Linked DNA regions of Mus musculus: regions 1 and 2 are each linked to region 3. Evidence: chromatin loops called from intact Hi-C (ENCODE). Cell type or tissue: heart. All regions are shown on one strand. Region 1 overlaps Chrm3 (cholinergic receptor, muscarinic 3, cardiac). Region 2 overlaps Ryr2 (ryanodine receptor 2, cardiac). Region 3 holds the start of Chrm3 (cholinergic receptor, muscarinic 3, cardiac).

Evidence for each region. A loop is a pair of places that touch in the nucleus more often than their neighbours do. Peaks named below come from ENCODE experiments on the same cell type or tissue, not always from the same donor. Only the 100,000 strongest peaks of a DNase experiment are listed, where the experiment ranks them.
Region 1: a loop joins it to region 3, with 2.1 times the contacts of the local background. A loop is called at or near these places in 10 of 42 quality-filtered maps.
Region 2: it touches region 3 in a loop (4-fold over the local background); 2 of 42 quality-filtered maps call a loop at or near these places.

The regions. Positions count from the first base shown.
Region 1 is chr13:10,066,797-10,074,796 of GRCm38, reverse strand. The region is part of intron 3 of Chrm3 (cholinergic receptor, muscarinic 3, cardiac); the gene reads left to right. Among named protein-coding and RNA genes, the nearest start is that of Gm40665, 270 kb to the right of the region's middle. In heart, a CTCF peak has its summit at 3,436; no DNase peak of the experiment used is centred here.
Region 2 is chr13:11,560,063-11,568,062 of GRCm38, reverse strand. Ryr2 (ryanodine receptor 2, cardiac) reads left to right here. Exons shown (of 105, transcript NM_023868.2): 100 at 1,081-1,215; 101 at 7,383-7,539. Among named protein-coding and RNA genes, the nearest start is that of Ryr2, 540 kb to the left of the region's middle. In heart, a CTCF peak has its summit at 4,221 (motif pointing right); no DNase peak of the experiment used is centred here.
Region 3 is chr13:10,357,534-10,365,533 of GRCm38, reverse strand. Chrm3 (cholinergic receptor, muscarinic 3, cardiac) reads left to right here and starts at 4,731. Exons shown (of 5, transcript NM_033269.4): 1 at 4,731-5,270. Gm26861 (a long non-coding RNA gene) reads right to left here and starts at 6,055. Exons shown (of 7, transcript XR_001780860.2): 1 at 5,598-6,055. In heart, a CTCF peak has its summit at 4,702; a DNase peak (open chromatin) is centred at 4,493; H3K4me3 peaks cover 2,195 bases; H3K27ac peaks cover 377 bases; H3K27me3 peaks cover 3,370 bases.

The sequences.
Region 1 (8,000 bases), 290 kb after region 3:
CCTCTTCACTGCCTTTGTAGTTTCCTTGGTACTCAATAATTCTAATAGACATTTTCTGGGCAACAGAGTTTCTCAGTAATTATTCTGTTGAGGATCTGGAAAAGAAAACAATAATTAAATACCTTTACTTATGCTACTTTATCCTGGACGCTGTAACTGAACTTAAGCATCGATTGAAAATAAATATACCTTGAGATGACTTAATTTAGAGAAGGATTCTGTAGCCTTGGCCTTGAAGCACACTCTCAGGCTGCAACAGACATTAAACTCACTTATGAGTATAAATTGGGAATATTTATAATTATTCTTTCCCTTCAGTCAAGATGCTCTCCCCATCGTGTTCCAGTTGGTAGGTCCCAGGGCAGACTCTGTTGACTCCCAGGTGTCTCTATATTTCCTTGCTAAAGAGGGTTTCCTATCTGATCTATATAAGAGCACATCACCCCTCTACCTTAGGTATACCAAACCTCTCACCTACCTTTATCTTTCTTCACTGCTCCATCCTAAATGTGCGTGCGTGTGTGTGTGTGTGTCTGTGTGTCTGTGTCTCTGTATGTGTGTCTGTGTGTGTCTGTGTGTGTGTGTGTGTGTGCATTTGTTTTACAAAAATACAAAAGCCCCCTTTCCGGAAAGACACAGTAAGCTTATAAATCTTACTGACCACACCCACTTTCTGAACAATGTCTAGCACATAATAAACCCTCAATCACTGCTAGTATTTTTTAAATTTGATTCTAGTTTGGTTTGGTTTTCTGGTCCTTTCACTAGGACTTTAGAGTCTACAGTTACAGGGTAATGTTCTACTTCCTACTTAGTGGATGAAACAAAAGTTTCAAAACCATTCTCCTTTCTATATTAGACACCAATACTAAAAGAGACTAAAAGATTCTACCTAAGATTTCTCTCTTGGTTACATTTCTTATTGCTGTGTCAAAATCCCTAACAAAAAGCCACCTAAGGAATGAGAAGCCTATCTTGACTGGTAACTGTTTGAGTGGCTGCAATCCATCATCATGGGGAAGACATGGCGGCTGGAATGTGGAGTTGTTAGTCACAGTGTCTCCACAGATGGAACACAGAAAGCAGATAGAAGAGTAAGACAGGCTCACATCAAGACCTGTCCCCAGTGATGTGTTTCTGCTCACAAGACTCCCATCTTCACAAGGTTCCACTACCTCCCACAACATTGCCACCAGCTAAGAACTATTATGGAAGAAATTTCACATCTAACCCACAACAATCCCATCTCATTTTCTGACTCAACAAATGAAATTACACTATGCCAAAATTTTAATCATTCACATATAGGCTGACCCTACACTCTACTCCTATCTCTGGAGGGCAGGACCCAAACCCACCACTTAAAATACTTTGGATGTTTCTGATGAGCTCAAATAATAATTTATCAACGACCCCTGAGTCCCGAGGAAAGAATTGCAAACGCAACAAATCCTGCCCAAACTTGGCCACTATCACTCTCCCTCACTCAAACCCAGCTCCCCATCTTCAAAGCTGTGATAGGGTCCCTTCCCAAAGCTTGTGATAGCTCTTCCTGGGCTTACCATGTGCTCACCCAACAAGCTCATTCTGAAACATTCCCAGCAAAGAAAGTTCATCTTTATAAGAAAGTGATGGCTGACTTGGTAAAGCACTTACTGTACAGACATGAGGTCCCAGGGTCAATCCACAGAACCCACTTTTAAAAGCTCAGGATGCACAGATGGCTCCGCACTTCCTTCTCTAGCATAGTATTCAGACTTGGTTCCTAAAACCCCCTTGGTGATCACAACCATCTGTGATCCAAAGCCAGGGAATGCAAAGCCCTCTTCGGGCTTCCATGGGCACTATATGTATGGCATGTACACATATATAAGCAGGCAAAACATTCATACACAGAAAATGAAAATAAATCTTTTCAAAAGTGGCTCGCACATGTAATATCAGTGTGAGGGAAGCAAAAGTAGATGGAACACTTGGTCTCAGTGGCCAGCTAGCCTAACCAAATCAGTGAGCCCAAAGCCAGAGGCCCTGTCTCAGAGAGAGGGAGAGGAACGGAGAGAGAATAAACAGAGCTTGAGATATGATAGCCAAAGTTGACCTCTGACCTCCACATAAACCTTCCACATAAATGCATTTACTGTCTTATTCTCTCTCCCTGTCTCATGCATGCTCTCTCTCCCTTCCTCCCCCTCTCCTTCTCGCTCTCTTTTTATTTCTCCCTCCATCCCTTCTTCCTTCCCTCCCTCTCTTTCCCATTCTCTTTCTTTCTCTCTCTCCCTCCTTCATTGCTTCCTCTCTCCCTTTCCTTCCCATTCTCTCTCTCTCTCTCTCTCTCTTTCTCTCTCTCTCTCTCTCTCTCTCTCTCTCTCTCTCTCTCTCTCTCTCTCTCTCTCTCTTTCTCTCTCTCCCCCCTCTCTCTCTGCCTGTGATTTTCATGTCAATTACACATTTTATTCATATCACACCAAGAACTTGGAAAAACGCATGTATCTGTTCACGATCACTGAATGTTTCCTTGGCTCTTCATCAACTTCAGGTAACTTCAGATGGCTTTTGCTGCAGTTATCCTTGGCTGTGATTTGAAATGACTTAACTGATCTGTGAGCTGTTTTCATTTTCTCTGTGTCCTTTACAGAATTCTCTTTACGTCAAAGGAAAAAGGAACAAAGAGATTGTATGAAAGTCATATCTGTCTTAAGAGATGCTTCTTATGAAATAAGTGAAGTATCATTCTTTGGTCTGAAAATAGCAGCATTTACATTTCAGTTTTATTAGAATTGTGTGCTGATAGCACAGTGGCGTTGGGAAGCGGGAAGCATGTTGGTTTCTGGAACTTGAGGATTCTGATTATTAAAACACTCTGCATTTCATACAGGCTTCTTGCCAGTACTTAGGAGACACGAATGCTAAGCCTCTCCCTCTCCAGCAACTCCAGTCCAAGAAATTACTTCCCTTAAGTATCTGAGGGCTCCACTTCGTAAAGACTGTGCCTCCAAAGCCCCAAACACTACTGTGTAAGAATTCTTCTTATGGTTAAGTTGAAGAGTTCACAGTACCGCACATGCATTGTGTATGATGAAAACATCGTCTGACCTCAAGGTAGCTTGATCACATCCTGCTCTCCATCACACCTCAAAAACGGAATTTGACCACATAAGAAAAGAACCTATTTTGGGGCCTTTCAGTTTACTCAGGATTTAAACATGGGTGTCATATTAAGATATGCCAAAATCAGAGATGTGGCTTGCCTCCTAAAGCCCCTTCAAGTACTAGTACCAGGGCCAGAAGGCATTGCCTAAAAGGAAGTGTACACAGGCAGAACAAACAACCCCTCCTCCTGCAGCAACTGCATGAAGGTGCCCCGTGGGGCACTTCAGTGCCGTGGTGGAGGACTAGAGCAAATGTAATACACAGTGATGTGTTGCTGGTGTGCTGTCTCCCTCTAGGGGGCTTAGAAAAATGGACTTGGTGAACTGAACGTGTGAGATCTGAACCGTAGCTACAGCCCGGCAGCTTGTGTCTACCCAGGCAGAGCCAAGTGCTATCTGAGTCTCTCAGGAGGGAAGATGGTATTTACCCTGTAATCATCAACTGCAGCTTCTCTAAAGGTTGATTTCCTGTCCTCTCTTCCCTTCCTCAGTAGGTTACCTTTCTTGTTTCTGGGATCGAATACCTGACAAGAAGCAGCTTATTGAAGGAAGGGTTTATTTTTGAGGGGAGATGCATGGTAGCAAGGACGCCATGGTATAGGGAGCTTGAGGCATCTGGCAACACTGTGAGGAAGCAGTCAGTGAAGGAAGGCCTGCCAGGCTACAAAGCCTCAAGACTTACTCCAGTGACCCACATCCTCCCATGAGATGCAATGGCCTACCAGCTCTATAACTTCCAAACCAACACCACCACTGGGATTCAAACACGTCACACACACACACACACACACACACACACACACACACACACACACACACACAGGGCTACATCCCTTTCAAACCACAATATCTCCTAGCTGTGCCAAGCCTATTGCTTGGATTATTATTAAAACAATAAGATTAATTTGTTGTGGGAAGCAACCAAAAAGGAGGTTTGGGGAAAAACAGAACTGTGGCTGATAAAATTCAAAATGATGAATCCAGCCATAACCCTCTTCGGAGCACGGCACTGTGGAAGATGGGTCACCTGCTTCTTCTATCGTGGAATCAGCTATGACCCCAGGAGCACTGCACTCGCAAAGAGAATTCTACATGAAGCTATTTATCCTATTATGTCAGCTAAAGCTGGGAGACATATCCTAGTTTGCCAGAGACCTCTGCAGTTTATAGTTCTGTGTCCCCTGGTCTCATTATATCAGCCCCTTTCAGGGAGAAGTATACCTCAGGTTAGATAGTAAGGTGTGTGTGTGTGTGTGTGTGTGTGTGTGTGTGTGTGTGTGTGTGTGTGTGTGTGATATGAGCACAAATATTGATAGTCCATTACATGATTTATGGACAAAGCATAAAACCACATGATCATCTGTTACTCTGAAAGACTTACACTCTGTTCATTAAACCAGAGTGTGAAGACACTAGATCTCTCCTATATCAGCAATTCAGAAAATTTTGTAATGAGATTGGAACAGATAAGGAACAGTCAGGGACTGTTCCATTATTGAAACTTCCGGTGAGCCAAGATCAGAAAGATGCATCTGAGTTCCCTTGGAAAAAAGGAAGTAGCAGAGGCAGAAGATGGTGTGTGCAAAGGTCCTGTAGTAGATGGGAGCAAGGACTCAGGACTTGGGGAGGGGGAATACAGAAAGGACAAAAGTGTGTGTAGCCCAGCAAATGAAGAAATGAAGCTGCTGAGGTAGATCAAGACAAAGAGGGAAGCTGCAATGTTTTAGGTCAAGGTCACAAACTGAAGCACACTCATGAATATCAAATGCAGCATAAGAAAAAGACTAAAGGGCTCAAGGAAAAGAATCAGTTGAGTGAAGAAAGGGAGGTCCCATTGAGTGACATTGGGACTGGCATGCCTGGTACCTGACCCCTCTACATGAGCCGTGACCATGGCACCTGCAATACAAGGGATTGTTTGAGAGGCAGGGGGTCTTAATGAGTGATGGATACCTTGCTGATGTTTACAGTACAGATTAACTGATGAGGTCAACATAAAAATGGAAAAGAATAAAAGAGAGAGAGAGAGAAGCCAGGGAAGGAGTGTGGGCTAGATCTAGCAAAATGGTAGGAAATAAAAAGACCTTGAAAAGAAATCAGAAAGAAAATGGCTAGGACAGGTAGGGGAAACTCAAGAAAATGTTACAAGGAGATGAGATAATTATGAATAAGGAATAGTCAGCGATGTTGAACCCCACAGGTGGAGTCAGCAGCCCCCACAACCATAGTGATAGAGTCATCAGCCAGCAAGTTACTGATTACCTTGGAACTAGCAGCTTCTGGGAGGAACCGATAGGAACAGAGAAGGCAAATTCAGCTTGGTTAGGAGCAAATGGCTGAACTGAGTCCAAATGACCCTGGTCAACAGAGCTGGAAAGGAAGAAGGCCATAGGACTAGAGTGTGAACAGGGATAGACCGAAGGAGCTCACTGCAGGTTTTATTCTGTTTGTGTCTAGAATGCTTATAAGTGGTGCCATCCCGATAAACCCGGCCTCGGGGAGGGGCGGTAGATAAAAACCTTGATTTATAGCGTTTGCAGATAGCAATGGTGTAAAAAGACTCAAGTGATTCCTGGAACTGGGCTGTCAGTGTGAGCTCAGTGAATAGCAGAGAACCAAAACCTAAAACCAACCACCACCTTCAAGGCCTGCTTCACAAGAGCCAAGGGAGGGAAGAACCGATGTTGAACATGGTGGGTAGATAAAGAGCGGGCAGATTGGGTCTGAAATAGAGGTGGGAAGATTGGGGTTGAATTTTAAAAAATAACTTTCTTGTGAGTTGGGTATGCAAAGGTATGCTTGGGATAAATACATAAGAGGAGAGAGAGCTACGCACGCTTTCACTTTCTGGGTTACTTTCCCTCTAAGGACCAGAGGACTTCATTGGGAGTGTGGAAGCATGGGCTGAACATCGTGTTAGATTGGAAAGACAAATTAAGATCTGAAAGAAAAGGGCACAGACTCCTATCTGGGCAGAGTTGGGATCCCAGGGATGTTGAAGACAAAGGCTTTGCCCCAGCACTCATCCATGAAGTCACAAGAATTTATCAGAATGTAATAGCTAAGCTCTTAAAGACAGAAATAAAATAGTGACCTTATTTGGAGCTGAAATCTTTTAGGAGGCTGTGCATCGGTGGCAGAAGTTCTGGGAAGTGGTGGATATTGGCAGGAGAATATTTGAAGTGATCAGCCATGGTATTTTGAGTTGAAGGGAAAGAATAAAGTTGAGCCAGAGGGAGTTTGTCAAAGTAAAGAAAGACATTACTTTATTACCATAGGGAGTTGGGGCCAATTTCTGGCATACAAAGAGTTTTAGCATCCCTGGAAAGCCCTGCGGGAGAGCCGAAGAGGTCACATACTCATAGTCATGCATACCCAGGCACATACATACCTATGGATGCTTCATGAGTAAAACAACAGAGATGGAGGCTTATAGCTGCCAGCCACTGATAGGAATGACAGCAGCTTTCTACAATCCTGCACGGTACCCTAAGCAGTTTAGCGGCTCTTCTTGCCATTTGCTTTCTCAGAGATAGTTGGCTCTTTTAAACTACCTGTCATTTCTGCCTTAAACCTCACTCAGGAAAGTCGCACACATCCAACAAAAAATCAGTTCCCTTCCACGGATTGCATTCTTCCTCCTTGAGAACAGACCTTCCCCAAGGCCTCATCCCTAAGTGACGTGTCTTGTTCAAGCCAGACGGTACTAAGCTGTGCTTGCCTCTGGCATTTTATCAAGTTACCTTATTTTATATCATTCGTTATATAGAAAATTGGTTAAAATAGACCACAAAGGGGAAGTTGGGTTTTTATCCTTCATTGGGATGTGACTTGGTGCCATGACAAGTGAATGGTGGAGTTGAAAAAGAAAGAGTGTTATTATTTATCATAGTATTTTGCCAGATTCCTCATGCTCTAGTCTCAAAAAAACATCAAGAAAGAGGACATTGAAGGTCATAACATCCCTTAGAAATAAAAGCAAAGCTTTAATCAGTTGACACAGAGACAATGAAGGATTGAATGCCACCTGCCAGAGCAAGACCTAACACCACTGAACACTGAACACTGAACACCGGACAGAAGGTAAATGAAGTGTGTCTGTTCCAATCACGACTGGAATTTTAAGTGAGAGGAATGGAATAAACGCAGTTCGGAATTTGAAATAAATTCAGATCGGAATGTGTCTGGAGACTGAGGTTTACATAAGAACTACACAAAGCTCAGAGCGTGACCCAAGGTGAAGTGTTCCTGGCATCTCGGAGTGAGATATGGACTCTTGAAGGACCAGGGCACAGACACTTCATCCAGAGTCATTTATTTCTTCTTGGAGAAGAAAATGCAGACGTTTATATAACATGCTGGAGTGGGAGTAATATTTCTCAGACATGGTATTTCAAGTTGAGTGTTACCAATAAAATATTCCCATCAAATATCCATTCTTCTTTTCCTTGATTCCTGTTACCATATTCCTCTTGCAAGTCTCTGGTAGATCACACAATTCTACAACTGATGGGTGAAAAACAAGAAGTGGTTAGAGGAAACTTAAGGTGTGAGTAGACTACAAGGAATTCAGAAACAAGCGCTAGTGGCAATGGACTTAGACCATTGCTGAATCACGTTCCTTGAGCTAGTGACTGTACAGGAAGCACATAGAGAGGAGAAGACTCTCTGTGCAAAACTGAAGAAGGAACTGGTAACCAGCAATGCATCTTTTGTAAGGTAAACGGCTTTCTACCATGGAATGGAAAAACGTTCTGGCTACAAGTTTTTAAATACTGGATTTAGCTGGGGCATGAGGATGACAGGATGATGTGAGATGCTAGACCTCAAATAGGAGATCGTGTGTAGATT
Region 2 (8,000 bases), 1.2 Mb before region 3:
AGTGCATTACTTGCATTTACAAAAAGGTGTTGGCAGTTTTAATACATTTTAATTTGACAAGACATCCTCATGACTTTTTAAATTGAACTATGTCTAAATGATGCTTTATACTTGACAAGGGCATGCTGACATAGGGGATAGCTGGTCTGGGTCCAGATAGCCCACTGACATTCCGATGGAATCCAACTGCTCAAGCTGGACCTCTGTTACCGTGACCATGCAGATGTATATATTTACTCATTTGTCAGCTGCTTCATGTGTCCAATTGGTGGTAACAATTCTGTGCTAATTATCTAGAGCAACAGTCTTTCTAGTCCAGTACATTTAATAATCAGTGCCCCTCCAACCTGCACTCACAGCTACCTTTACTATCAGCACAATCCCTTGTTTTCAAAAGTCCAGCATGAAGCTCCAACACATGTCACCTACAGGTCTGAATAAAGCTGTGATGCTCATGGCAACTCAAAGGCACAAAGCCAGAATCCCTGTGTACTCTGCTCATTTGCCAGTCAGTGGATTATGGCAGAGCTCCTAGCACAGTTAACTAGAGAGGTGGCACAGAAGGTAGGAGCTGGTTCAGTTCCTGGCACTCATATTAGGTACCTCACAACTGACTAACTCCAGTTCCATGGGATCCCACACTCTTTTCTGACTACTTCAGGCACCACATCATCTGGTGTCATATATATATACAATCAGACACATACATCCCCATAAATAAAAAAAAATGATTTATAATGCAGGAGAGCATATACTATTTTCTGAACATTAAAGCTGCTTTCTAATACATAATTTGATTTGAGTGTGAAACTAAATTGGAATTCATCTTTACTTGGTTTGTGTTGTGTGCTTGTTAGCCAATTAAGTCGTTAGGCATAGCATAAAATGCTTTGTCAGACTGATAAAGACAATGTGCAAATAAACTTTGCTTGTGAGCTAAGAAGGTGAGGAATAATGAGAGCATGGATCATATTGGCTTATAGTCAGTAAGTCCGGGTGTGTCCATAGAGTACTCCCCTCCCACCCACCAGTCATACATCCTGTATCCCCCAATATCTGCTAATGTCACCTTGCTTTCAGCTCGTGTTAACTGTTGGCTTATTGGCTGTTGTTGTGTACCTGTACACTGTCGTGGCGTTCAATTTCTTCCGAAAATTCTACAATAAAAGTGAGGATGGTGACACGCCAGACATGAAGTGTGATGACATGCTGACGGTAAGCTCCTGAACCGGCAGGAAACCACCCCATGCCCGCCATCCATGGGCACTGTGCATTGCCTAATCCCCAGTGCAGGAGAGGAGGAGGTGCTTGGCACAATGGAAGGCTGAGTGGCTCTTCAAACAACAGCCACTGCCATTTCAGCAGAGCAGAAAGGACTGTTTTTGAAGATTTCCCGCCCATGTTTGTTTGACTTAGTAATTAGTAGACTTGCTGAGAGACGTAGTTAGAATTGGGGCAAATGTTAGCCTGTGAGTCACACATTCCAGGGTAGCGGGTGAACGTTCCAAGGCCTTTGCTCTGCTTGTCGCACTGACTTTCCCTGATGTTACCCAGATCTAAAGATGCATCTTAACAGAGCTGATACTTTGCTTTTATATTGAATATGTTGTCTTAGAGGTCACCTTTTGGTCTCGGACAGTCAACAGATGCTCCAGCTTTCACACCGTTGGGTGTCACTGTTGTCCAGCTTGCCTCTCTGATGGGTGTCTCTGGAATAATATATCCCATCAAAAGCAATGCAGGGCAGGAAGGGTTTACAATTCTGGAGGGAGAGAGTCCATCATGTCAGCAAAGTCATGCAGCAGGCAGAGAAGTCCTAAAGGCAGGAGCAGGAGCCCGACTGGTCACTCTTCATCCATACTCAAGAAACAAAGCAGCAAGCAGAGTTAGACAATATGACTTCACAACACCTCCCAAGTGACATTTTTCTTCCAGCAAGGTGCTGCCTACTGAAGGTTCCATAGCGTCTGCAACTGTGCTACCCACTGGAGACTAGGTGTTCAGACAATGACTCTATCAGGGAATACTTCATATGCAAATCACAAAAATTACTTTCCATGAGCACTTAGGTTTGGGAGGGGAAAATTAAGCCAAAGGAACTATTGCTAGCTGGAGAGAGCAAGAACTTTTGGTGAGCCCTTCACATCTTGGAATACCTACAAGGGCCGGGTTGTGTGTGAGTGTCAAGGGGGCTGATAGGATGAGATTTCTCTAGAATTTTCTCTAAAAAAGGGAATTTCCTGGAAGATACTCTGGTGAATAGTAAATTAGGTATTTTTGCACCTCCTTGGGAATAGAATAGAGTACCTTGAAGTACATACAAATACTTAAAGAAATTAAGCTATGATAATGTTGCTTTTTACGATCATAAAATAAAAAAAAAACCAATAAGTCTTACTGACCATGTATAAGTCTCTGAGAGCAAAGTGGTAAAAATGAATGCCAATCTTTCTCTTCAAGACAGTAACAAGACAGGTTTGAGTCCTTAAAATAATAAATTTTAATGGCAAACAGGACTTTCTGAATAGTATATAAAACATAGAAACGTGTGAACAGCAAAAATTATTATTTTTGAAAATAACAAAAAATATATCAAGTCTTATAGGCAAACAATAAGCTGGCCAAAATATATTAGCTATGCAGGGATGCTGTCCTGATGGGTAAAGTTCTCATCACACCTTTAAAAAGACATAAGCCAGGGCCTGCAGTATGTTCAGTGGGGAAGGCACCTGCCTCCAAGCCTTACAGCCAATCTGAATTCTGTCACCAGGTCCTGCATGCTGGAAGGTGAGATGCCTGAAAGGTGTCCTCTGGCCTCCAATCCATGTCATGGCACCCCACCCCCACACAATAAACAAATAAAAAGTATTTTTTTTTTTTTTGGTTTTTCGAGACAGGGTTTCTCTGTATAGCTCTGGCTGTCCTGGAACTCACTCTGTAGACCAGGCTGGCCTCGAACTCAGAAATCCACCTGCCTCTGCCTCCCAAGTGGTGGGATCAAAGGCATGTGCCACCACGCCCGGCGTAATTTTAAAACATGATAAAAATAAGACAATAGACAAAGGGTCAACTGTGTGGCTAGACAGTGGATAGTAACTTTAATTCATTCAGTTCACAGGTTTAAGAAGATGCCCAACTATTACTGTAAAGAAAGAGATTTAGGCCAGAAGAGAAAAAAAAAACCAAATTTAATTGTTAAAACATATTAAAGCTTTTAATAACTCCAGTCAGTGGATCTATGGAGAAATTAGCCCATTCCTCATACTAGGAATTAGAATTTTTACAATTTTAAAGAGATTGTACATATGTATCAAAGTCTGTTTGTTATGTTAGTTGCTCATATCATGAGGCACCATGTGACTGATCATCTGTAGTCACAGCTCCTGAGATGACTCAGTTTTCACTCAATATCCATATGCATTTCTAGTGTTTTCCTTAATTTTTCTTAGGACTACCACAGCCTTGCCTGGCTGGGCTTGTCTAGCACTGTGGGATGTGAATACAGAAGGCAGAGAAACTCATCTCCATTTTACTTTTGCCTTGCCATTGCCAAAGTGCTTGAGAGCAGCTTTAAGGCACGGATTGTGTGTCATGGCTCACAGTTTCAGAGGTTAGATTGTGCTGGTGGTGGTACTGAATGTATGGTGGAGCAGGTCAGTTTGCTTCTTGGTGGTCAGGAAGCAAAGAGGAGTAGGTTCTAAAGGGCAAGATAGCTTGGAGCACCTGTCACCAGGACCTGTTTCCTCCATCACGGCCCCACCTCTTCCTCCCTCTACATCTCAGCACTGTTTAGATTCATTCCTTAGATTCATCCATTCCTTCTATCAGAGCTTTCATGGCCTACTTAGCATCCTCAGGGACACTTACTAAACTCTTAGGCGCCTCTTTATCAAATCAAGTTGACCGCCATGCTTAACATCACAGTCTCATTTTAGGATAACTAAGTGGGCTCTTGACTTAGCTAGAGCCTGTAAATCATCAGTCTGAGGGACTTCTGAAAGCCATGAGCAAGACCACTGGTGGCTCTGGATGGTGTAGGCATTCTCTGCATACAGCCATGAGGTTTGTATCTTGCCTTTAACTGTGAAGAGCTTGGGTGTTCTGTGAGGAAGGGTGTCTGGTGCCTCCTTTCAGGAGGAGAAAACTGAATCTTTGCTGCTCAGGCTTATCTCTGTGGGATGAGAACAGTTATCAGCAGGAACTTCAACCCTTGGGTTCTGTCACTTCCAGCAGGTGGCACTGCAGCCAAAGTTTTACAAACTCTAGGACTCACCCAGGGATGTCTTCCTTCTTTCCTCCCAAGATCATGATGTTTCATTCTAAGAATCTTAATTATACTAGCCGTGTCCTCATAGGATTTGAACTACATCTTTGAGAATGTAGGAGGAGAGAGTGTGAGAAAAAAAAGTCTATAGCTGGGGGCAAAATGGTGGTAGCTGAGGAGCCTGGGTGCATAGGCCTGTCCTAGGAAGCTCAGCAGGACCAGAGGACCCTCAGCCCCCACCCCTTTCAGATAATGAGGATAAGAGGCAGCTTGGGGGAAGTTAGCTGCTTATGCACTTACTGGCCATCACCTCAGTTAATTAGTATCCAACTTCATCTTTCCAGCAAGGTCTCTGGCTCCTGCTTCCTGGTTCCCTGGTACCACCCCTCCCTCTGCCACACTTCCTTTGAGCCCTCTCATACCCCACCTCTGTCTCCTGATCTTTCCCCAGGTTTTTTTTCCTCTCATTTTTTTTTTCAGATTCCCTGAAAGAAGTGTAGTTTTCTGTCTCCAAACCACCTTCTTCCACTTTAGTCCTAATTAGGCTCAGTCTATGATAAGAAATGTGGAGAAAGAGGGTTCTGATTTTCAGGAAAAGCATGAAAATTTGACTGCTGAGCCCCAGACAACAGTGGGTATTCACACACCTTACCAGTGTGGCCACCATGAGCTCTGCTTGGAAGTCTGAGGCTAAGAAAGCCCCTCCGACCTCCCGAAGATACCCGGTCACAGTAACATTAGCCAGCCAGGACACCCGCGACCATCATCGTTGTTCCCCATGGCCTCAGGTCTATGTATGAAGATTCACATTCAGAGCAGAGCATGGGACACCATTTTCTCCTTGGTAAAAATAAACAGTATATGTGGTATAAAGAGTTTAGACTGAAAACAGAAGTAAACACTGAAAATAAATTATACTTTCTTCAAAAAGGCACTGTGGACAATTTTTGCCACCAAGTTTCAAGGAATCAATGTAGTGTCCCAAAGGTAGATATTTGGTTCTATTTTTTTCAAGTGACTGTCACTAAAACATCTAGACACAGACTCAGTAGATGGCACTATCAATCTAGACACGAGAGCCTCCAGAAGACAGCGTGTGCTGATAGGCCTAAACCAGTCTGGGTGCTACAGCCTTAAACCAACTCTTTCTAGAGGACTCTCTTGGCCTCACTACCACAAAGAGCCTTTTCTAGGGTCCAGAATAGGGCTGGTGGGTCTAGATGGGTTTTTATAGTAGGGGGGTTCAGGGCAGATGTCATCATGGGTTTGACATTGGCTTATTGTATGTTAGGTTGAGAAAGTACTTCTATGAGCATGGTATTTCATATGATTGATTATCAACCTGGCAGGATCACATGGGGATGGGACTGTGGGCCTGTGAACCAAGTGCTGAGCTGTGGACAAAGTGCCAGGCTTTTCTCCTTCACTGCAGAGGGAGCAGCTAAACAGTCTGGAAGGGGTAAGGGGCAGGTGTTAAATAAGTTAGGGTGTGTAGGACAGGCTAAGGAAGACCTTCAGACTTCTGTCCTGGAAGGATGTGGTTTTGATGGGAAAGGCTACCACCTGGCTCAGAGGATGTACAGCAAACACTTACAGATGGGGAGGTTAATAGAGGGGTAGGATTGTGGGAGGTGCCAGGGTATGAATGTAGAAGTCATTTATTATTATTATTATACTATATATAAAGATACTATTAGCAGCTAGTCAGTAGATGTTAAGAATTCTTATTGTAACTTGCTATGCTGTGTTTGGTTAATGTCCCTGATAGGCCTGCTCTTTTCTGAGGAAGGTGTGCGGGAGATTTATTAGAGGAGAAAGGTAGTAGGGTAGAGGTTGGGGGAAGGGGAGGGAGGGGAAAGCAAACCAGTGGGGATGTAATATATGAGAAAAGAATAAAAGAGAAGAAAATTCAAGAAATTATATATATATATATATATATATATATATATATATATATATATATATATATATACACTTCCTGCTCTTGTTTACACAAGTGCCGAGTTGCCAAAACATTATATATTTTAGGCCTTAATTCTTTCTGCATATTCTTCACTTAATTGATAAGTATATTTCATTTTAAATCTCTAATTGTATATAGAGTTTGAATTTTAAGTAAAAATATATTTAGCCGGGCGTGGTGGCACACGCCTTTAATCCCAGTACTTGGGGGCAGAGGCAGGCAGATTTCTGAGTTCGAGGCCAGCCTGGTCTACAAAGTGAGTTCCAGGAAAGCCAGGGCTATACAGAGAAACCCTGTCTCAAAAAAACCAATATATATATATCAAAAAAACAAATATATATATATATATATATATATATATATATATATATATATATATATATTTAAGTAAATTATGAGTGACATGACTATACATTATTATAGAAAAAAGGAAGTCTCCTAAAATCTAAAATGTACAGGATGGCCCTGATCATAAGGGATTACAGAGTTCTCAAATGCTCAAATGCCTGTGCTGCTAAAGCCAAGCTCTGTTTCAAAGATCTGGCAAAAATCTTTTGGTGCGTCCTGCCTCACAGCTGTAGGAGTTGTGGGTGGCCTTTTGGTTTTAATGAATGAGTTTCTCGTTCCTCTTCATCTCTCCACACCATCTTTCTTCATTTGCCTAGACACTAAGTAGGAAAGATTTCTGCATCCCACTGTATTAGCGTTAAGTGAAGAAGTCAGTAAGTCCTCCTTCATCTAGCTCAGTTTCTAAGATTCCATCTTTTACTCCACTGGACTTTTAATTTCTTGTTCCATGTCTGTGCCATTGTGGAAATAACCAGACAATGTAGTTTTATATAACTCATATTACAATAAAGTGATCGTAATGCTATATTGCCTCATGTGCTTCAAGGCTAAGGCGCTAATGAAGCACTTCTCTGTCTCTCCCAAGCGGCACAGAAGGTCTAAACAGAGTGACCAGTGTGGAGCTTGGCTTAAGAGAGAGTGCAGGAGCCACAGTCAGATCACACGAAGGAGGATTAAATCAGACAGATGACACAGAGCACAGAGATACTTCACATTCAGAATGAGAAATTAGAGAAGAAGACTCGTGTTAGTGGAGTGCCAGGGAGGGTGGCAAGCCTCAGAATTGTCTCTGTTCCTGCCTTCCAGTGTTACATGTTCCACATGTATGTGGGCGTCCGTGCTGGAGGGGGCATTGGTGATGAAATTGAAGACCCAGCAGGAGACGAGTATGAGATCTACCGCATCATCTTTGACATCACATTCTTCTTCTTCGTGATTGTCATCCTTTTGGCTATCATACAAGGTAAGCCACATCCAGCTGTGGCTCTTGGGCATCTTATCTTGACCTTGAGCCATCTGCTGCTGAAGCCAACAATGCAAGGTGGGCTAACAGTATGACATGTTTTCTGCCCAGGCCAGATGGAACCTTTTCTTCTCGTATTCCTTCCTTGTGAAATCTCTAGAGGGAAAATAGAGAAGTATGTGCTGATGTCAACAAGCTAACCTTGCAGCTTTCGCCATACAGGGAATAAGAGTTTACTTTTGAACTGAATTTGAGTAATCACGTCCTGGGTACAAAGATTTATGTCACTCCCAATCTTCTGTTCTAAAACGGGAGCAGTTTTATAAAGCTTTATAGTTTTATAGAACAAAAAAAGGAGTCATAGATCAAGGCAAGTTAAAAAAAATTGGTGGGGATATCAGAGGCGCAGGTATAGTAAGATGGAAAAGGCTTTCCTATAGGCCTCAGATGTTTTCAGATGA
Region 3 (8,000 bases):
CTGTTTTTATTTTTTTTCCCACCGTGGCAGAAGTACTCCCAGGATCATAAACATTCTAAGTAAGCGTTCCTCCACTGACCTATATTCCCACCCCCTCATTCTTCCATTATTATATTCTAATATATCATGGAATGTTCTCACTTTGATTTTTTTTCCACTTTCAGGACAGTTGAGGTAAATATCAATTAAATTTCTTCAAATGGATTTGTTTACTCTTTCTAGGAATGTAAATCATTCTTTTCCTTCATTTTTTACTAACTCTGTGACATGAATGATCTTTCCTGCATCTTCACATGTCTGGTAAAATTTTTTTCTAAGATTTATTTTCATTTATGTGTGTGTGTGTGTGTGTGTGTGTGTGTGTGTGTGTATACACAGGTGTGGGGGTGCCTATGAAGACCAGAAGATGGCATCAGATCCCCTGGAGGTGGGGTTAACAAGCAGTAGAGAGAGCTGAACAATGTAGGTGATGGAAACCAATGTTGGGACCTCTGAAAGAGAAGAAAGTGGTCCTAACCATTGAGCCATCTCTCCAGCCCTAAGTCGAGTGCTGCAGGGTGCAGTTGTAGAGAGTCTAGCTTATAGTTTCTTTTTCTAATGAACTTCCAGAGCTGTGTTCTAGCCAGTGGCATTATTGTTGACCACAGTAACCTTTCAAAGAACCCCCCCCCCAGTCCAAAGTCTTTATACATATCTATCTCACATGTGTTCTTTATAGCCAGCAACCACACATCTAAGAAGTTGCTTTTACCTAGGAATTTTTAAGATTTCTAAGGTGTTCACCAAAGTCTTTCCATTCTGGAAGGACCCAGATTCAAATATTTCCTTGAAAGGCATGTTCTAAAGAAACTCCACATAGATCTCAGCCTCTCTGCCCCACACTCCATCTACCCTCCAGAAACATAGGCCTTGCTGCATGTGAAGATCTCAGCCTCCTTGCCAACCACCAGCTCTCTTGTCACGTGTTTTCACCCAGAAAACTGGCCTGACCCTGCTGAGCTTTCACCTCTCTGTATTTTTTTTCTATTTAAGGAAAATATGTTTCATAAAGAAAAAAATAGGAATATGCTCATTCAATGTAACCTCAATACCCTAAATTCCAATCTTCCATTGGCCATGCTTTATACCTACATGTATTATTTTATATTGTCTTCACAGAGCTTTGTAGCTATCTTACAGCAGAAAGAGAAGTATTTGATTAGCTACTTTTATTATTTATAACCAGAGGGTTCCCCTTAGTAACTGAATCTTATAATTTTACTGTATGGGTTTATTTTTTCTTTTTTAGACAGTAAATATCTAGGATGTGTTTAATGTATACAGAATATCAACATATATTTCATCCTCATTTGATCTGCCTTCTTTCAGATCAGTATCTAAGAGTAGATATTCATGGGTGTCTTGCTTTTGACCTGTTACAAACTAGCATTGATCTTAGTCCAGCTCATGTTCAAATCTAGCAAATACACGTTACACTTTCCGCTGAAGTGCCATTGAGCAGTAGGTCTTCTGAACAAAAAGTCAGCAAACTCAGAAACAAATTTCTTATTTGAATCAAATATAATCTACTTAACAAGAAACTCAGGGCAATTCTATCCGAACTGTTAGTCTGTAGTTTATTCAACACAAACATTAAATTTTCATTTATCATGTTCATAGAGACAACAGGAAGAATGCTTAGGATAACACACACATGTCACTTATGCATGTATCTGAGCAGAGATGATTGTTTTGCACACACACACTCACACACACACACACACACAGAGAGAGAGAGAGAGACAGACAGACAGACAGACAGACATATATTCCTAAGGTGTAAATATTTCCTTTCCTCTCCTGACTATTCACAATTGATTTATTTCATGGCTTCTTTAGAGAACTACTACTGAAGCTTATCCTCAAACAAAAATGTAAATGAGGAAAATACCTAATAAAAATATTTTTAAAAAGAAGAAGAAGAAGAAGAAGAAGAAGAAGAAGAAGAAGAAGAAGAAGAGGAGGAGGAGGAGGAGGAGGAGGAGGAGGAGGAGGAGGAGGAGGAGGAGGAGGAGGAGGAGGAGGAGGACTTGACGACGACGACGACACTTGGATGTTTCTGAAAAGCATGATCCACAGAGCCTGGTCTATGGATTCACCAAATACTATTGAAGGCACCTGTATTCATACCAGTGAGAGTGCAATATAACTTAAATCCACTTTCCTATCAAATGAACACTTACTTTCCTTACCCTTTTACCTTTGTCTTGCTTTTCACTATGGGATTTAAGGGCCCTAAAATGGAATACATACCTCACACTAGATATAGTATATGTTTCATGCATGTTATCATTCATTCTTATAATCCACCAATTAATATGCCTTTTATCAATATATTTGGCATAGTGGTTGTGAGACCCTTGCAGACACTTAAACCCAAAGGTGTTCAAGACCCCTATATAAATGTACCATTCATATATGGCATATGTTCTTCCATTCTTAAATCCTCTCCAGATTACTTACAATACTAATCACAGTGCAAATGCTATATAAGTAGTTATTATACTTTATTGTGCAAGGAATAATAATAAGACAAAACCAAGTACATGATCAGAATAATAAAACTGTTTTTTCCTTGGAGTCTCGTGTATCCTAGGCTGGCCTCCTCCTCCCTGTGTAGACAAGGATGACCCTGGACAGCTGATCCTCCCAGATCCATCTTCCCAATGTGGTTATGGATATGAGCCACCATGGTTTCTGTGGTACTTGGAATCAAACTTAGGACTTCATGCATGTTTAGCAGGTACTCTGCCAACTAGAGCTGCATCTCCAGCCCCAGATGAACTTAAAACAAATGCTTTCAATGTGTGGTTTGAATATTTGTTTTGAAACGTGGAAGAACATGTGAAGACAATAATCATCTTACCAACTGAAAGGGACGGAAACAAGAGTCTGCTATAGGATTACTGCTTCCCACCTCAGCACCCAGCATGCAACTCACCTGAGAGCAGCCACAGGCCTCCTCATTAGAAATTTTCTTTTGACTTGAATTCCCTCTAAGAGCAATTTAGTTGTGTTTCCCTTAAGGACTGTTCTACCCAGGAAAGACAGTCATGAAAGGAAGTGCCGTACTAACTATTCTATATTCCTTGACAAAATTTCCATATCACATCTCTCTCTTCTGTTTTCCTTCTTGCTCTAAATAGAACCAAAAATAATGTTGCTTCTTTTTAAACTGTGAAGTTTTGTTTCCTGTTGTGCACACCTGTACTCCTTCTCTCTTATTCCTCTGACCTCCTGCTTCAGCCTTACCTCTCTCTCTCCTTTCTTCCTTCTTTGCAGTCCCCCTTGTCTCTTCTTCCCAAAGACACTGTTGCATTGGTCCACTCTTATTTATTTATTTAGAGATAGGCTGTCTGTATGGCCCAAGCTAAACTTGAACTCATGGGCCATCCTGTCGCAGACTGCCAAATCCTAGGGTTACAGGCGTGTGCTTTTATAAGAATGTTATATCATCATTTTTATCTGTGTTTAGGAAAAGCCACATACTGCTGCAGCAGCAGCCTCCTTAGTATCTAGTACTTTGTTAGAGCTCGCTACTCTGTCCTTATTTAGTTACTTGACATTAGTCTATAGTAAGTAATCCCCCTTTCTCCCAGCTTCACATTCCTCTGGAGTTGTATATGAATTTAAAAGCCTGGCTAGGTTTGCCAGAAATCCCACCACATGGGAAGAGGGGGGAAGAAAGATCAAGATGGGAGTTCAAAGCAGACCCCAGGGAAGAGGAGGGCTAGAGAAGCAAGAAACAAGGAAAGAAGGAAAGAGGGAGGGAGAGAGAGAGGAAGAGCAGGAAGGGTCAGGGATAAAGAAAAAGAAACAAAGAGAGGAAGGAAGGAAGAAGGGAGAGGAAGGTAGAGAGAGAGAGAGAGGGAGGGAGGGAGAGAGAGAGAGAGAGAGAGAGAGAGAGAGAGAGAGAGAGAGAGAGAGAGAGAGAGAGAGACTAGTGAGACTGTGGTTTAATTTTCCTGGCTGAAAAAAAAAAGTGTGCACACATGTGCATATGCACGCAGACGCGTTCTTTTCAGCAGTGCTTCTCTAATTTCTCCTAAAGTGTAAACTTCTGGGGAGCAAAGCTGCCCTGTCCTCTGCTACTTCGCTCTGCATAAACAAACGCTCTTTAAATCTCAAATCGTACACGCACCATACTGTCCCCTTGAGAAAGGTTGCCAGCCGGCTCCTTTATTTTCTGGAGCTGAGGTTCACTTGTCCATAAGTTCAGTCCAAGAAATCGCATTCTTCATACCCTTCTAAGCAATTGAAGGAAACCCACTTCAGACTTCAAATGGAACACGGAAACATCTGATCAACATCAACCCTTGAAACACTGAGCGCAAATAGGGAGCACGTGAGGCCACGCTGGGTGGGTGGAAACTCCTCGCCCAGGTTCTGTGCCCGGCCTCTAGCGATCCTATCCGAAAAGTACCCAGGATCTCCCTGGGCTGGTTTCCCTCGCCCCTGCCAGGCGGAGAATACAGCCAAGCCAGCACGCGGGGAGAAGCGAGGAGCCCGCGGTGCCACTGGGCATGCTCAGAAACAGAGCAGGTTTAGGGCTCCAGCAGGCAGCTAGTGAGTTACACTGAAAGAAGAAGGACTAGGAGGAGGAGGAAGGGGAGGAGGACGAGGGCAGCAGTAGCCACGATCGCCACCACCAGGCAGAGGAAGAGTTCATGAGGAGGGACAGATCTCCTCCCACTTGGAGCGCCTTCTGTCTGCTTTTGGAGAAAAGAATAAAACATATACAAAGAGGCAGAGAAAAGGAATGAGAAGTGAGAGAGCAGGAGGGTAAAAAAAAAAAAAATTAAGGCGAGATCAGAGAGGGCTGGGGTGGGCAGGGGCGCGCAGGACGCGGGGGCGGACTAACCGAGCCCCAGTGCGGTCGCCCGGGCAGGTGCCACGGCTGCTGCCGAGAGGCGGCATGTGACGCGCGGCCGCAGCTGCCCGCGGGCGGAGCGCGCTCGGACCCGGGAGCGCAACCGCGGGCCAAGTCGGCTGCAGCCGGGAGCCCCGCACTCGCGACCGGCCGGGAGGAGCCCGCAGCTGCGCTTGCACCCAGAAGCCGGGCGATGCAGACAAGGGCGGCTCCGAGGCACGAGCGAACCTGAGGACAGTCGCTGTCTCCGAACTCCCTGCTGCGAGAGACCGAGGTTCGGTAGAGCGGACTGGACAGTCCGGGAGATTCGGGGAGGCGCGGAGGACTGGAGTGGGACAGCCACCTGGAGCACGGCTGCCAGGTAAGGACGTGCGCTGCTCGCTACCGCGCAGTGCAGAGAGGCTAGCAGCGAACCTGACCCGGTTTCTTGCCTTATCTGGTGGTGAAATAAGGGGAAAAGTTTTCTGCCTCCGTAGGAAATTTGTTTGCTGGTGGAGTTTAAAGGAAGGACTGAGGAGGGACGAAGAGAGGTGGTTTTGTCAATCTAGGGGAACAGGAACTGGATATCTGTCTGGTGAGGAGTTGGAGCGCAGGGACGAAGGGTGGAGAATGCGGAGGTGGCACCCGAGCGCCTGGGAAAGACAGGGGCAGGCGGTCAGTGGCCAAGAGAGCACCCCTGTCAGCTCACCCGGATCCCTTGGGCTTCTTTTTTCTCTCTCATAGGCAGGATCCAAAAGCGAAGAAGGGAGCGCCAGAGCTGTTTGTCTGGGCTCCTGTGTGCTGGGTCCTCTGTGGGCCTTTCAATACCGTTTTAATTTTTTTTTAGGAAAGCTAAGTCAGATCCCTGCCAACCTTGCAGCGAGGGACGACTCTTGGGGTCACTTTTCTGGAGCGAAAAGGCGGTTTTCATTCCACGCCTGGTGACCTGGGAGAGGGTACTGCGCCAGGGCGCGAGTCTACTCTGGCTCAGCCAGAGCTGCTAAACTATACCGGATCTCTTCTCCGGAGTCTTCCCGCTCCTTTCTGGCACAACCTCGTTTCTGTGCGCAGCTTGTTTCTATGTGGTGGTTTTTAAACCGCTGAGGTCAGGGAGATGGTTGACCCAAAGGGGTAGAATTCACTTGTCCACTCCACGCTTTGAGTATTGGAATTGTGACGCTGCCTTGTCTGCCGGTGTGTGAGACTCTCCTTGCACGCAAGGGTTGGAAGTAAGAGAGGAAAGGAGCATTGGGGACTCGCATCCATATGGATGCATTTTTCAAAACCGCAGACCTTGTTTTGTGGATAAGTGTTTTGAACCTGTCTGAAGTCTGTAAGCATATATGCCACCATCCACCCACCCGACTCCACTGATATTCTTGACAGGGTTTTGAAAGGGTGGCAGACTCTGCTGTTAGGGAAACTGACCACTTCATTGTGAGCTTTCAACAGATCTTTCCTTTCCCTCTTTGCCTCTGAGGTTCAACAAGATAGGAAATGTACCATTCCTGGACACACACACACACACACACACACACACACAGCACTTTGCCCCCGCCCCCACCCCTTTTTGGGTTACTATTTGAAAACAGAACATATTCTTAAAAGCCTGCTTAATAATTATGGAGTCCAGAGCGTTTCATATTGGGAAAGCACTTATTCTGCAGGAACGGTTCAACACGGTTTCCTGTGTTTAAAACAGTGCTAGTGGATTTGCTGGAGAGATCTTACAGGAAGATATACCTTTCAAAAAGGAGAAAGGGGAGCCTGGAAAAATGCACACATGGATGCGGTGGATGAATATTAAACAGGAATGAGGTCTTTCCATTGCTGTGCCACTCGCTGGTGGCTCCCTGCTGTGGCAGGAGCTGGTGTTGGGACGTATACATGTGCAGGGGTCATGCTTACCTCTTCCATGTGTGATCTCATAGGCCACAGAAGTGGAGTGTGAACCCCACATCTACCACTTGATAACTCTGTCTTTAGACGATGTTTGTGTGGCTTGCCTCCGTTAGCTTAACACGCAGTTACCTACTGTTAAGCCAGAAGGCATGTCATTTCCGAAGTTCTGTAAGACAACACAACTTTAGCAATGGATTACTCTATTAAAAATAATGGCTGCAGATCCGATATAGACTGTACCTTAGGCTTGGGGAGGGTGATTTGAGGTGGAATTAAACAGGAAAACAAGAGTGATGTAAGACTTTAAAACAAACAATACTAGATAATGATTTAAATGGACTCAATAGTTTAATAACAAAATGAGATAAAAGGCAAGACCTTTTGAGAAACCTTTGAGCATAAATCTTTGGTCGTAGAAAATTGTTAGGCAAGGGTGTAATTTGAAGAAGTAGATTGTATGGAATTGGGTGAGATTTAGATAAAGACTAGACATTAAAATAAGAGTAGTTCTGTCTTAAACCTACTCTAAAACTTATGTACGAAGCTTTAGGGAGATCTGGAAGGATTCACTGCTTTTTCCTGACAGGAGGCTGGACAAACCTTGCTTCAAACATATTTGTTTCTGAAGATTGCTGAAGCAAGGATAAATACGCCCTTTAACATGTATCTTTTCATTTTTCCTTATAAAAAAATAAATGACTTAACTTTTACACAAGAAAAAAATGTTATTTTAAACTATAATATATGAGAATACAAGCTCATTTTAATTGTACTTTATTTAATTTTTAATAGTAGGTAACCTGTTGAATGTGAGGTGTGTGGAAGGGTAATGTATAGAGCTAAGATTTCTTGGATTCGTGGTAATAAACTGAATACAAACTTAAAGGTTATGATTCTAAGCTTTCTGAAGTGCTAACACTTATTTTTAAGGTTTTTGTTTTTTCTTTTTGTTTTTTTTTTAAACCTAAAATATCACATATCTTGAGCCAACATAGTGTTCTTGCCTGATAATGATGTTAGCCTTGGCAGATTCAGTTGCTTACACCTAAGTGGCCTGGACATCATCACTGGGTCTGGTTTGCAGTGTGGGACGTTTACATGTAGAGCACTTGTGGTGACCCTTTCCACCAGGGACGAATAAAGGGTTCTACAGAGATGTGTACCCCAATCCCCTTCATGTATGAAGCCTAACTTTATGTCATGGTGTGTT